Linked DNA regions of Homo sapiens: all the other regions are linked to region 3. Evidence: chromatin contacts called from ENCODE Hi-C or POLR2A ChIA-PET data. All regions are on one chromosome and are shown on one strand. The core of a region is the stretch at or near the end of the contact, and the rest is flanking DNA. Distances in the headings are between cores, read along the strand shown. Region 1 overlaps EPM2A-DT (EPM2A divergent transcript). Region 2 overlaps NHSL1 (NHS like 1). Region 3 has its middle 650 kb from the start of GJE1. Region 4 holds the start of FBXO30 (F-box protein 30).

Region 1 (2,744 bases), core at 59-2,558, 4.4 Mb before region 3:
AGAGGTTGCTGCCACTCATGCTGCTAATAATGTCTGATAATGATAAAACCACGTCCTGTTTGTCTTGTATTTTATCATAAAGAGCACTTTGATGTGCAGATTCTCTTTCCAAGGTGTTAGGAAAACAAAAGTAGATAAGACACATTTTCAACCCTTAATGATCATTTCAATCCAGTTAATTATAACTCGTTTAATCCCAGAAATGTAGAAAGGAGGATAAGAGAGTTATTATTATCCCCATTTTCCAAATGAGGAAGCTGGGTGTTAAAAAATAATTTTCAGAAAAAGGTTAAAGTGTGACTTTCATACAGATATAAAAATGAATAGACGTTAAAGATTTTGTTTAACACATTCAATGAGGGAAGCAGACAGATGTTACAACCATTTCAAAAAAGAAGTCAAGAAGCACAAATTTATATGGCATAAAAGAATATTGAAATTAATGGCAAATGAAAGCAACTGTTTTTCCCCCTTGGGGATAAAGGTGAGGAAGAGGGAAGTCAATAGAGCTTGTGGTGCACAGGACAGAATTTGTGTGACTACCAGGTAAGTTTAACAAAGAGTTGTAAAATAGCTCCATGGAATCAGATCACCAGAGGAAGGATGCATAAATGCATAGATTTCCAAATAGGGCCTGGATGTGAATCTCAGACTTTCTGACACCAAATTCAGGTTTGTTTCACTCTACCACATTGTCCTAGCTTCTGCAAAAGGTGCTCTTTTGTCACCTTAAGTCAAAGAAAGTTACCAAAAAAGAAAAAAAATAGGAAATGAAAGCATAAAAGGTAAACTGGTCAGAGGTTTCCTGCTATTCTGCTTTGTTTAGAAATTCTCACTGAGGCAGCCAGTAAGCCAAGATGCAGCTGAACCCAACTCTTGGAGAGATTGCCCGGGCCTCTGCCCATACTGAGGCACAGCTCCTGAAATGAAGCCCGCTTCAGAACTTACTCAAATGCATGTTGCTTCTTATTGCAGCTGGACTAGTAGCTTGAACTGTGATGGAAATTAAACGTCTGCTTCTAAATCCTGACAGGAATCTCCTAAACAGGGTCAAAGGCCACCTGTCTTAGTCAGCTCAGGCTGCCATAACAAAATACCATAGACTCAGTGGAAACAATAGATTTTATTCGTTCATTCATTTATTCATCCATTTTCACACAGTTCTGGAGGCTGGCAGTCCAAGATCAGGATGTCACATGGTTGGGTTCTGGTGAGAACTCTTTTTAGCAACCATCTTTTCATCTACTTCTATGTCCTCACATGGGAAAGAGAAAGTGAAAGCTCTCTGGTATCTCTTTATAATGGCACTAATCTCACCATGAGGGCTCCACCTTCATAATCTCATCTAAATCTAATATCTCCCAAAGGCCCCATCTCTAAACGTCATAACATTAGGGGTTAGGACTTCAATAGTTGAATTTGCATGGGGAAATAATTCCATCTATAGCAATGCCAATATGTGAACTAACTAACAGGCTTAAGCCAGGTACCTGAGATGGTCACAATTATGGGCAAGAAGATGTTCAATCCAAATAATGAAATTATAGCAGTTTACAAAAATGTTACAATTTATGTTTCTGAATGTTCCATACTAGAAATAAATAGAAAGGCACCACGGTCTCAAAGTGTGTGTGTGTGTGTGTGTGTGTGTGTGTGTGTGAGTGTGTGTGTTTATAAATTTTATTTGATAGTTTCAAATTACTAGGCTGAAGAAAGAAGAACATTAGCAAAAAATGATAGTGGCATTAATACATTTGCTCACTACTAATGACCTAAAACGTGGCAATTCAAAAGGAACAAATAATTATTTCAGTGTAGACTGTCACAGAATCTAGGGCATCATCAAACTTTGATCCCTTTGGGCTTTTTACTTGGAAAGAATGCAGTTTCTCTTTTTTTTTAACCTTAGCTTTATTCTCCAAACATTTTAAAATTTAATTCATGGGCTATTATTTTGTTCATAAGCTAAGTGGCTTACCCAAAAAAAAAAAAAAAAAAATTTCTTTCTTTGTACCAGATTGCTAAATACAGCCTCTTTCCAAGAGGCTTTATTGTTTTGTTGTTGCTGTTTTTATTTTTTATTTTTTAATTTTTAATTTTTTATTTCCACAGGTTTTTTGAGGAACAGGCGTTATTTTGTTTTCATGACATCACCCCATTCTCCCACCCCTGGTCCCTGACAACTGCCATTCTACAGTTGAGAGATTTGGTGATTTGTGAGTTGTTTTTTATTTACTTTAAAAATTTTTTGATTTGTTTTTTATCATCTTTTTCAATTTAGAGATGTTTTGCACAAGTAAAAATTATGGGGCTTATTCAGTAATACATGTCTGTAAGGAATAAACATTAAGAAACCCAAATTAGGGTCTAAATTAAGGAATTGTGAAACATGAAGAATAAAGAAATGAGGAAGTGAGAATATAGATGATAGACCTAAGAGATTTGTCTTAAGTTATGGTCATACGACAAGGAGAGGGGAAGTGATCTAATTTGTCAACAAGATGAAATAATAAAGCACTCACATAAAGAAATGTAAGTTTATATATGATGGTTTGCTTTGCAGGTTTCCTGGGACCACAGCACAAGCCAGACACTCACATGATGCAAATTACTTATGTGGATAAATAATAGATATGCACATATCACAAGATATTTTAACAAAATCTATTTAGCAACAATTTGCTAGTAATACACTATGAATAATCATAATTCTTCATTGACTTATATCCTACCGAGTCTCAGTC
Region 2 (2,830 bases), core at 139-2,638, 3.0 Mb after region 3:
AAAAAATACTGTTGGCAAAGCAATTTAGAAATTCCAGAAAATAAGCCAGGCATGGTAGTGTGTGCCTGTAATCCCAGCACTTTGGGAGGCTGAGGCAGGCGGATCCCTTGAAGTCAGGAGTTCCAGACTAGCCTGGCCAACATGGTGAAACCCTGTCTCTACTGAAAATATAAAAATTAGCCAGGCGTGGTGGCATGCACCTGTAGTCCCAGCTACTCAGGCTGAGGCAGGAGAATTGCTTGAATCTGGGAGGTGGAGGTTGCAGTGAGCTGAGATCGCACCACTCCACTCCAGCCTGGGCGGCAGAGTAAGTGAGACTCCATCTCCAAAAAAAAAAAAAGAAAGAAAGAAATTCCAGAAAATACCTTTTCATTCAACTCTGAAATCAAAGAGTACACCATTGCTTTGTGTACTGTTTTTGACTTTTTTCTCTTTTCAGTTTTCAGCATATGCCAAGTACTGCCAAAGAGGTTCTTGCATTTGAAGGCAGGTCAGTTATCAGTGCGAAAATACTTACTGTGAGTCGATAGGGAATTTTTCCACCTGCCATTATCGGAAGTTATATTTGATGATACGTTCACTGAATCTGGGAAACCTTCACAGAATCCCCATTGTCTTAGCAGAAAGGATATCAATCATGAGTTATGCAATCTCTTGTGTAAAATTCACCCCTAAAGAGATGTATTAGATCTAGATTTTTGGCAGTAAACAGTTGGCTTTAATAGTCGTGACAGAAATCGAAATTTCCCTGTTTCCTGTTATTCTTTGAACTGGCATGTCAGCTTCTGTTTTAGGCTTTGTTGATAAGAAATATTTAAATCAAAGGAAGACTTTGAAGAAAAGGCAGTAACCTTGCTGCCATACCTGTAAACACAGGAGGCTTATTTAACATGATGCTTGAGAGCGTAGGTTTGGGGCAGCTTTTCCACCTGTCAGAGCTCAGTGGCCTTGGATAAGTTGCTTTCGTCTGTGAGGTTCAGGTTCCTCAACTGTAAAGAGATAAAAACCACATGTTCCGGTTTGCTTAGAACAGCCCTGGTTTACAGCTGTTATTCTGTGTAATTATTAATTGCACCCCCTTTCACTCTCAGAGGTGTTCTGGTTTCGATAAAATTACATAGTTACCCTAACCTACCTTGGAGAGTTGGTGTGAGGTTGAAGTAAATTAATGTTTGTGAAACCCTTAGCACAGTGCCTGGCACAGACTAGATGCTCAGATGATGATGATAAGTATTGTTAAGCTGATTGGTATTTCAAACCACGCTTCAAAGAAAATGATTCAATAGACAATGTCTGTTTTTATAAAAATTTGGCCACTCTCCCAATCATCTCGTCTTTTGTTCCACCCACATAGAATTTCCTGCCCAAGGCAATAAATTTGAGAGGTTTCAGCAGCTACTGACGAATTTCTGATTGTCATGGCTTTACAGGTTATCTAGGTGTGGCACTACCAGTGTTTATGCTATTGCTAGCTTGTTCATCGGGGTACACGTTAGGATATAGAACTTTTTCACAAATTAGATCTTATTTTCCACAAACAGCCCCATGAAACAGATTATTTTAATAGCTATTACTATTATTTTAATCTGGAAATGGAGACTCAGAAATATGAAATGGCTTTCTCAAGATCACATAGCTCGAAAGCACCAGGAAGCATGCGAAGGCGGGGCTCCTTGCAGGGAGCATGTGAAGGCGGGGCTCCTTGCAGGGAGCATGTGAAGGCGGGGCTCCTTGCAGGGAGCATGTGAAGGCGGGGCTCCTTGCAGCTCATTTCTTTTCATCGCACCATGCTGGTTAAGCAAAAGGGCAAGATTACTCAGTTACCTCAATTCCTCCTCATTATGCCCAATTTTGTCATCTCTTATTCCTCTTTGACTTGTCTGGTATGCTTCACTCAATTTTTTTTTCCCCCAAAAAAGTTTTTAAGTGCTACTTGGTCTCAGTATATGGATCCCATTCTTGGCCTAGGGCAGCTTACAGTCGAGAAGTGATTACTCCATGTCCAATCATGTGTTACTGGGTCTCTGTGAGTAATTTCAGGAAACTGTAGAAACACAAATGAGTCAATGCTCACTGCTCTGCAGTTATGGCACCTTCTTATTCCATGCCATTGCAGACAAAAATGAGAAAATTGGGGTCTGTCATTCCCACGCCTTTTTGCCTGCAAACCAGTGAGAATGTCTCCAATGACCCATTCCAGTTTCTCTTGCTGTTTCCATCCCACTACTCTATAATCAGGGTCTGTTTATACCTGCCTTCTCTTCTAGATTAATGGACAGCATCCCTATCTTGTTGATCTCTGTGTTTCCAGTATGATGCCAAGCACTTGGCACATGGAAAGGCTCAGGCGCCAGGGACTGTGCTCAGTGCTGTATGTGAATATATTCAGTATTTATTGCAACCATGCAAAGTAGCTTTGATTATGCCCATATCATGGATGAGAAAACTGTATCTTGGAGAGATTAGATCACTTGCCTAAGATCACATAGTTTTTAAATACTGAAACAAGATCTTTCTTTATTAAAACGCCTTTTATTGAAGTATAACTTACATAAAATAATCTATACATATTTAAAGTATACAACTTAATAAATTTTGACATATGTATACACACAGGAGACCATTACCATAATCAAGAGAGTGAACACATCTATCACCCCTAAAAGCAAAACCAGGATTTAAACCTAGACTTACGACTCTAGAGCTCATGTTTTTCCCCCAGTAATGACTGTATGGGGAGTAGAGCCTTTGCCACAGTCCTTTCCTCCTAACCATTCTCATTCTCTTATGGGGAGTTTTGCATTGTTGAGATAATACAAAGAGCATCTTT
Region 3 (3,153 bases), core at 29-2,528:
TTATTTGGGAATCCAGTAGCTCTCAAGAGCCAGCAGAGTGGTTCAGAGATCTCACTTCTGCAAAGTAGGTAGGCAGTACATATGGACAGAAAATGAAAGTAAGGTACAGAAACTGGTTGGTTACAGCTTAGCATTTTTTACTTGTTTGGACATGGTCTGATCAATTGGCAGCCTGTGATTGGCTGAAGCTAGTCGGCTGTGACTGGCTGAGACCTAGCAATTTGTTACAATATATACTCCTAAATTAGGCTTTCAGTTTGTTTAGTTAAATTGTAGTTTGTTATGTAGGGACCTACGGTACCGAGACAGCCTCAAGCCAAATTTAATTTAATTAAACAATCATCACCTCAATCTTAATCTTGGCAAAGGAAATACTAAAATAAGATGGGCCATTGAGGAATCTTTGAGCCTTCCAAGTAAAATGGCAAATTTCAAGTTACACTGCGTTACTACAGGAACTACAGAGGTTAGAGTTTTGATCAAAGACTTAAAAAATTGCCATCCAGTGAACAGATACCTGATTAAAGTTACCTCTAAAGAGGGCAAATATTTAATAAATGGCAACAAAGAGCTGGCCGGGTGTGGTGGCTCACGTATGTAATCCCAGAATTGTGGGAGGCCGAGGAAGGATGATCGCTTGAAGCCAGGAGTGGTAGACCAGCCTGGGCAACATAGTGAGACCCTGTCTCTACAAAAAATAAAAATAAATTAAAAAAATTAAAATAAATAAGTAAATAAATAAGAGCTCCCAGTTTTTGCTTTAATAACCCAGGCTTGAAATGTTGTGTTTTTTTTTCCATTGGAAAAAAAACATTTTAAGGTTTCACTTTATTTTTGCTGAATTGTTAACATTGCTGAGCTGATTTCACCTAAATTATGGTAAAGATTAATCAGAGACCCTAAACTCTGAAGGAAGTATCTTAACTATTTTTCCAGAACTCACTAACCGCAAGTCCTAGAAAACTCCCAAGGGCAAGTTTCATATTTCTGGCCATATTTTAAAACTGAAATCATTTTGAGGAAAATTCTAAAGCGTTTGAAGAGAAGCATCCAAAAATTTCAATTGCTTCTCTGAAACCTTGGAATCCTGCCTGTTAATAATCTCCATGCTCTTTGCTTAGAATTTACCCACAGAATTAACTGACAGGAAACTGCCCATCACCCTCCACCCTCCCAGTAAGACTGTGCCAAAACACTCATCAGAAGCCACAATGACAAAAATAGATCCAATTGACGACTATGCAGTGACTAAGAAACGGATGTACCGATTTAAGCTATCTTCATTATCTTCTTCCTTGTTTTGATGGCAAAAAGAAAGAGAAAGCTACGTAATAGCATCTGGGCAAAACAGCTTGTACACCAAGTTCTGCCCTATGTAATTTAAAATATTTGAGTTCTTATAACATCCCTGAAAAGCATGGCTTTTAATACAAACACCACATATATACAGTACAGATCATCTAACTATAGTCATGCTTCTGGGCAGAGCTTGCAGCAATAGCAAAAATAATAAAAGAAAATTCTCTTTGTACAGCTGAATGGCTGCACTAGAATTTTCAGTGTTCAGATGTAATTAGAAAACAGCTGTGAAGGAAAATCAATTGTTCCTGGTAGTCAATGGCTAATTTTCCACAATCAAAATAAAGAATGCAATATGACATGTTTGTAATGAGCAAGTAATTGTTTCTCTTTTGTTTATTGTTTTAACATTTTTCCCTTTATTTGTGGGAGCTGTCATTTGCTTGCTTTAGGACAACTTCTCCTAGTCTTTGCTTCTCCCATCCATATTTAAATACTAGCAACTGCCAAAGAGGCTATGCAGTCCAGCTCAGTTTATTCACGATTGCCTTGCTTATGATGGTGATTTGTGGACTTGCAAGGAAATATTGTCCTTGCTTTTATGAATTCACAATAAAGCTTCCATAAACGGAATGATTATTAAACACTAGCATTTATTCATGGGATTTAACTTTGATTCATTCTGCAAAGGTCTCATGTGTCAAAAAGATGCAGTTCCCAGAATTCATTGACCTGCTGCTCCAAGTGCGTCTGCATTGCAAAACAAAACAAAACTGAAACGACCACACGGCCCTTTTTTTATACCCTTCAATCATTGGCATAGACTGGACGGTATTGGTGTAGCAGATGGATAGAAAAGCTCAACCTCTATGGTGCACACTTGGAATTTAGATGGTTGGAAAATTAACTTAAATGCTAGAATAGACCAATGAGAGTAAAATTGTTTTATCATGCAAAAGAGTCTGGTTGAGAAACACCAAGAGGATTAACACTCCTAGGCTGCTTTCAGCTGATAGAAAAAGAAAAAAAAAATGCTTATATTATTTAGTGAAATTAATGTCTATATTATTCTTTTTCTACACTTATATTTTTCTGGAACATTCTTTGAAAGCAAATATAATTGCAGTTTCAGAGAATGAAATGAATAGTAAATAAGGACTGAATCTTAATTGCTGTGTGATCTTGGGACCATGTCTTAGTCTTGGTTTATCTCTATTTCTTTGTGAGAAAAATGATAATTAATATGTGAATATAGGTTCTTCCTCTTCTAATATTATTACATAAAATATATTAGTATATGAATATTTCCAAATTTTAAAGTTCTGGAGGAAAGACATTTTCCATTAAAAAAATGCATGATAAGCCATCAGTAGCCACTAAGTCATAACTAGTTTCATCACATCCATTTAAACCTGTGACTGACAATTTTCTGATAGTACTTCTGAATTTTTCTCAGTCTTTTGTCTCCAGAGAGCCTGTTCCAGAATCTGTGCAGTGTTTATTATATAGCTCCATTTCTTGGCCCTAAAAAGGCATTGTGGTTTGAAGTCGCTGATGATGAGAAGGGAATTCTATATTTTATGAAGCAGAGTAAACTATTAACTGAACCAAACTTTGAACTGAACTTTGAAAACTATTGGCCTACTTCAATTATTATGGATAACAAACCTGAATATATTTTTTGAATGGCTAAGGTGCCATGCAGCTTTTGTTATAAAATTTCAGGAGGCACTCTCCCCTGTGATTCCCTGTCTATCCACTTTTGTTCTTCATAGTCTTAAGTAGAATACCAATAATTTGATATTCATATTTCCTCCTAATAAATCTCATACTGTCATACTTCATTACCTCTGC
Region 4 (2,850 bases), core at 316-2,815, 4.3 Mb before region 3:
AAAATTATTGAGATGAAGGGACAAAGAAGACAATGAGGTTTCCAACCTGAATGACTCAACTTCAGGCGAGTGAGGGTGACCTAGTGTCAGCTAGGTGACTTAGTAAAAGGTAAAGCCCCAGATCTCAATAAGTATAATTAGAGATTCACAGAATTTTAAAGCTGGAAAGGGCTCTAGAGATAATCTATTTTAGATCCTTTATAAGAGGACAGCTAAAGCAAAACAAAGGTCTGTGACTCAATCCAGGACAGTGAGCATTGAGCGGGGCTATAGTGTAGCAGCACCTACATCCTCTCCCACTGGGCCATCCTGCCTGTTTCCCCATCCTGACCATGTAGCTCTCTGGACAGTGGCTCTCAAGGTCTGAACCGAGGACCAGAGCCTGTCTACAGCCAAATCAGGCAAAATAAGGGGAACAGATAATTTTTCAAAAAGTTAATCATTTAAGGAATCAACCTTTACTCTGTAATCTAAGTTCCTAACTCAGTTTTTGTTTTGTTTTGTTTAATTTACGGATCTGAAAAACCCACAGGCTTTCTCTGTAGGATAGCAAATTATGTGTGAGCTCTCTTTCCCAAAGCACAACAGCAAGGGGTAAAGATGCAGCCACAAAAAGGATGACAACAGTGTTTTCCTGGCTCTGCCCCCATCCCCACTGCCAGGATTACAACCATCTTTCCTTTGTTGTAATTCTCTTGCGACGGGGTGGGCAGGAGTCCCCGACAGAGGGGTGGGGGCGGGTGAGCGGCTCCCAACACCCAGAGCTCGGAATCACTGTCCCTCGGCCGTAGACCAAGGCTTGGTGGTGGTAGCGGGGGCGTGGACATCCATCCATTCTTTGATACAGCCCTGTGGGATTTCTTTACTCCCCAGTCATATGTAAGGTACACTGCAAAAGCGGCTTCAAGTCCCCTCCCCAGCTAATTACCTTCGCGGAATGACGCCTCGGCCCCTCACAGAAGCAGACCCTGGTGGGCTGTCCCGTCCGGGCTCCAGAGAGGCTCCGCCGCCCGCCGGGATCCAGGGCTGAGCTCTCCCGGGGGGAGGTAAAACCCGACAGGGGATAACGGGTCACAGCACCGTCCTGGCACTAAGTCACGGGACTTGGGCACGCTGAGTTAGCCGGCGGGAAGGCCTGTGGCGGCAATCACCAAAGGTCGAGCAAGGGCGCACCCATTTCCTCCAAAAATGAGCTAAAGGGAAAGCAGTGCCCCAGAGTCAAGGGATCGGGGCTGCTGCTCCTTCGACTAGCGGCGCGAACAAGTCATGCTACTTGGGCCTGTTTCCTCAACTGTAAAATGAGGGGTCTAGGATTCCCTCTGGGAATGTACGATTCTAAAATCGAACAGGGTTTGGTAGCACCGCCGGGGCGGAGCCTTACGGGGCGCCGCGGGAATCCAACGACAGGACTCGCCACAGTGGGAGCTCTCTCCAGACCCTACTCTAGCCACGACGCTGCGGGGTCAGAGGGCGGCGTGCGCGTCCCCGCCGGGACTGCGTGCGCGTCCCCGCCCAGCTGTCGGCAGAAGCCGGGCCGGGTGGGCGGGGCGCAGCGGGGCGGGGCGCGCGAGGAGGGTGGCTGCCTCTGGAGCAGGCCGGGAGAAGAGAAAAGGCGGCGGCCCGGCTGGGGAAGAGGGGCGGAGGAGGCGGTTCGGACGGCTGTGTGGGGTACGGAGCGTCGCCGGGACAGAGCGGAGCAGCTGGGCACGGCGTCCAGGGCAGCTAGGGCCTGGGCCGCGGTTCGGCCGCGCCGGCCGGTGAGTGACGGGAGGCCCGCAGGGGAGGCCGGCGCCGTCCGCGCTGCGGCGGGGACGAAGGCAGCGGCCGGGCAGTTTGAGGCCGCGGCCGGGACCGAGGCGCTGGCGCTGGCGGCCGTGGGGTTGACGGGCCCGGCCTGGAGCAGAGGAAAGGCGGCTGACCCCGGTCCATGCGCGTCCCGGGTCGGCCGTCCGGGCGCCCTGAGAGGGCGTCCGCCGCGCTCGTGTCCTCGCCGGGCCGCATGCCGGGCCAGCCGTTGAGGTCAGCAAATGGCGACTTAAGCCTCGAGGGCACCGACCTCCGTGTCCCCCCCAGTTTGTGTGTCTTTGTATTGGGAAGGGACGAAGGAGGAGTTAAACTTAGGGAACCCTAAGCTTCTCGTTCCGTCTGGTTTTTAGAAACTTGGGTTATTTGGGGACAAATGGCTTAAAGTAAGACTGGGGAGGCATCATCCACTGTCTGCACGGGATGAGCAAAGTTGGTAACTTTGCCATTCATGGAAGTGAGAGGATCTTAGCCTTAGCCTCGGTCCTTATTAAAGGGGAACTTCCTTATTTTGCAGACCTGAGGTTATTTGTGTTGTTCCAAGACCTGCGCCTTGGAACTCCTTTGCTTGGAAGGGGTTTATAGAGCGCGTGCTGAATTCAAAGTAATCTGCCAGTATGTTTTTAACGGGTATATTTGGGAGTATAGAGGCAAAGAGGCAAAACAGTATGTGTTTACCAATGTCCTAGTACTCCATTTCCCTCTCCCTTTCTCTTGTTTTTCTTATTGAGCCCTGTTGTAAGTCCCAGATAAAAGATGCTTGGGAACGAATTGACCTTTTATTCCATGATTACTTCGTTGACTCTGATCCAAGATGAAGTTATTTATGGGCATTCTGATATCGGTGTAGATTAATTTAAAATCTTTTAATACAAAATCCCAAACTTTTTAAATTTTAATTTCCATTTGCTAAATTTCAATACTGTTTGTTCTTTAGAGACCTATGGAAATTATATTAACAGGTTTTGCATTTGCTCATACTAAGGTTTTCCAAAGCAGTCCAATTGTTGACATGGCAAAAGGAAAAGAGTAGCATAAAATAAACCT

Evidence for each region. Hi-C counts contacts between places; a loop is a spot of excess contacts on that map. ChIA-PET counts read pairs that join two places held with the same protein, here RNA polymerase II (POLR2A). Pooled maps may share reads with other maps.
Region 1: a pooled map shows a loop between it and region 3 (6-fold over the local background). The contact joins two enhancer-like sites. A Hi-C loop is called at or near these places in 2 of 37 single-sample maps with no recorded cell type and 3 of 50 pooled maps. POLR2A ChIA-PET finds 5 or more read pairs at or near these places in 1 of 52 experiments (OCI-LY7).
Region 2: a map of naive thymus-derived CD4-positive, alpha-beta T cell shows a loop between it and region 3 (7-fold over the local background). The contact joins two enhancer-like sites. A Hi-C loop is called at or near these places in 1 of 168 maps with a recorded cell type or tissue (naive thymus-derived CD4-positive, alpha-beta T cell), 1 of 37 single-sample maps with no recorded cell type and 6 of 50 pooled maps.
Region 4: a map of naive thymus-derived CD4-positive, alpha-beta T cell shows a loop between it and region 3 (14-fold over the local background). The contact joins the promoter of FBXO30 here to the enhancer-like site in region 3. A Hi-C loop is called at or near these places in 1 of 168 maps with a recorded cell type or tissue (naive thymus-derived CD4-positive, alpha-beta T cell), 2 of 37 single-sample maps with no recorded cell type and 8 of 50 pooled maps.

What each region holds. Positions count from the first base shown.
Region 1 is chr6:145,863,860-145,866,603 of GRCh38, reverse strand. The region is part of intron 2 of EPM2A-DT (EPM2A divergent transcript); the gene reads right to left. It also overlaps a transcript of SHPRH not described here. Among named protein-coding and RNA genes, the nearest start is that of FBXO30, 50 kb to the right of the region's middle. RefSeq lists an enhancer at 1,212-1,381. Within about 2 kb of position 1,308, at least 6 of the 41 ENCODE cell types and tissues checked have a DNase peak (open chromatin) inside an H3K27ac peak, as active enhancers do; they include OCI-LY7, where a contact is called at or near this core.
Region 2 is chr6:138,454,394-138,457,223 of GRCh38, reverse strand. All of the region lies in intron 3 of NHSL1 (NHS like 1), which reads left to right. Among named protein-coding and RNA genes, the nearest start is that of MIR3145, 21 kb to the right of the region's middle. Within about 2 kb of position 1,388, at least 11 of the 41 ENCODE cell types and tissues checked have a DNase peak (open chromatin) inside an H3K27ac peak, as active enhancers do.
Region 3 is chr6:141,481,901-141,485,053 of GRCh38, reverse strand. No RefSeq gene overlaps it. Among named protein-coding and RNA genes, the nearest start is that of GJE1, 650 kb to the left of the region's middle. RefSeq lists an enhancer at 1,293-1,432. Within about 2 kb of position 1,278, at least 16 of the 41 ENCODE cell types and tissues checked have a DNase peak (open chromatin) inside an H3K27ac peak, as active enhancers do; they include OCI-LY7, where a contact is called at or near this core.
Region 4 is chr6:145,813,510-145,816,359 of GRCh38, reverse strand. FBXO30 (F-box protein 30) reads left to right here and starts at 1,565. Exons shown (of 3, transcript NM_032145.5): 1 at 1,565-1,757. The region is part of intron 1 of EPM2A-DT (EPM2A divergent transcript); the gene reads right to left. RefSeq lists enhancers at 475-544, 1,602-2,156 and a silencer at 1,385-1,924.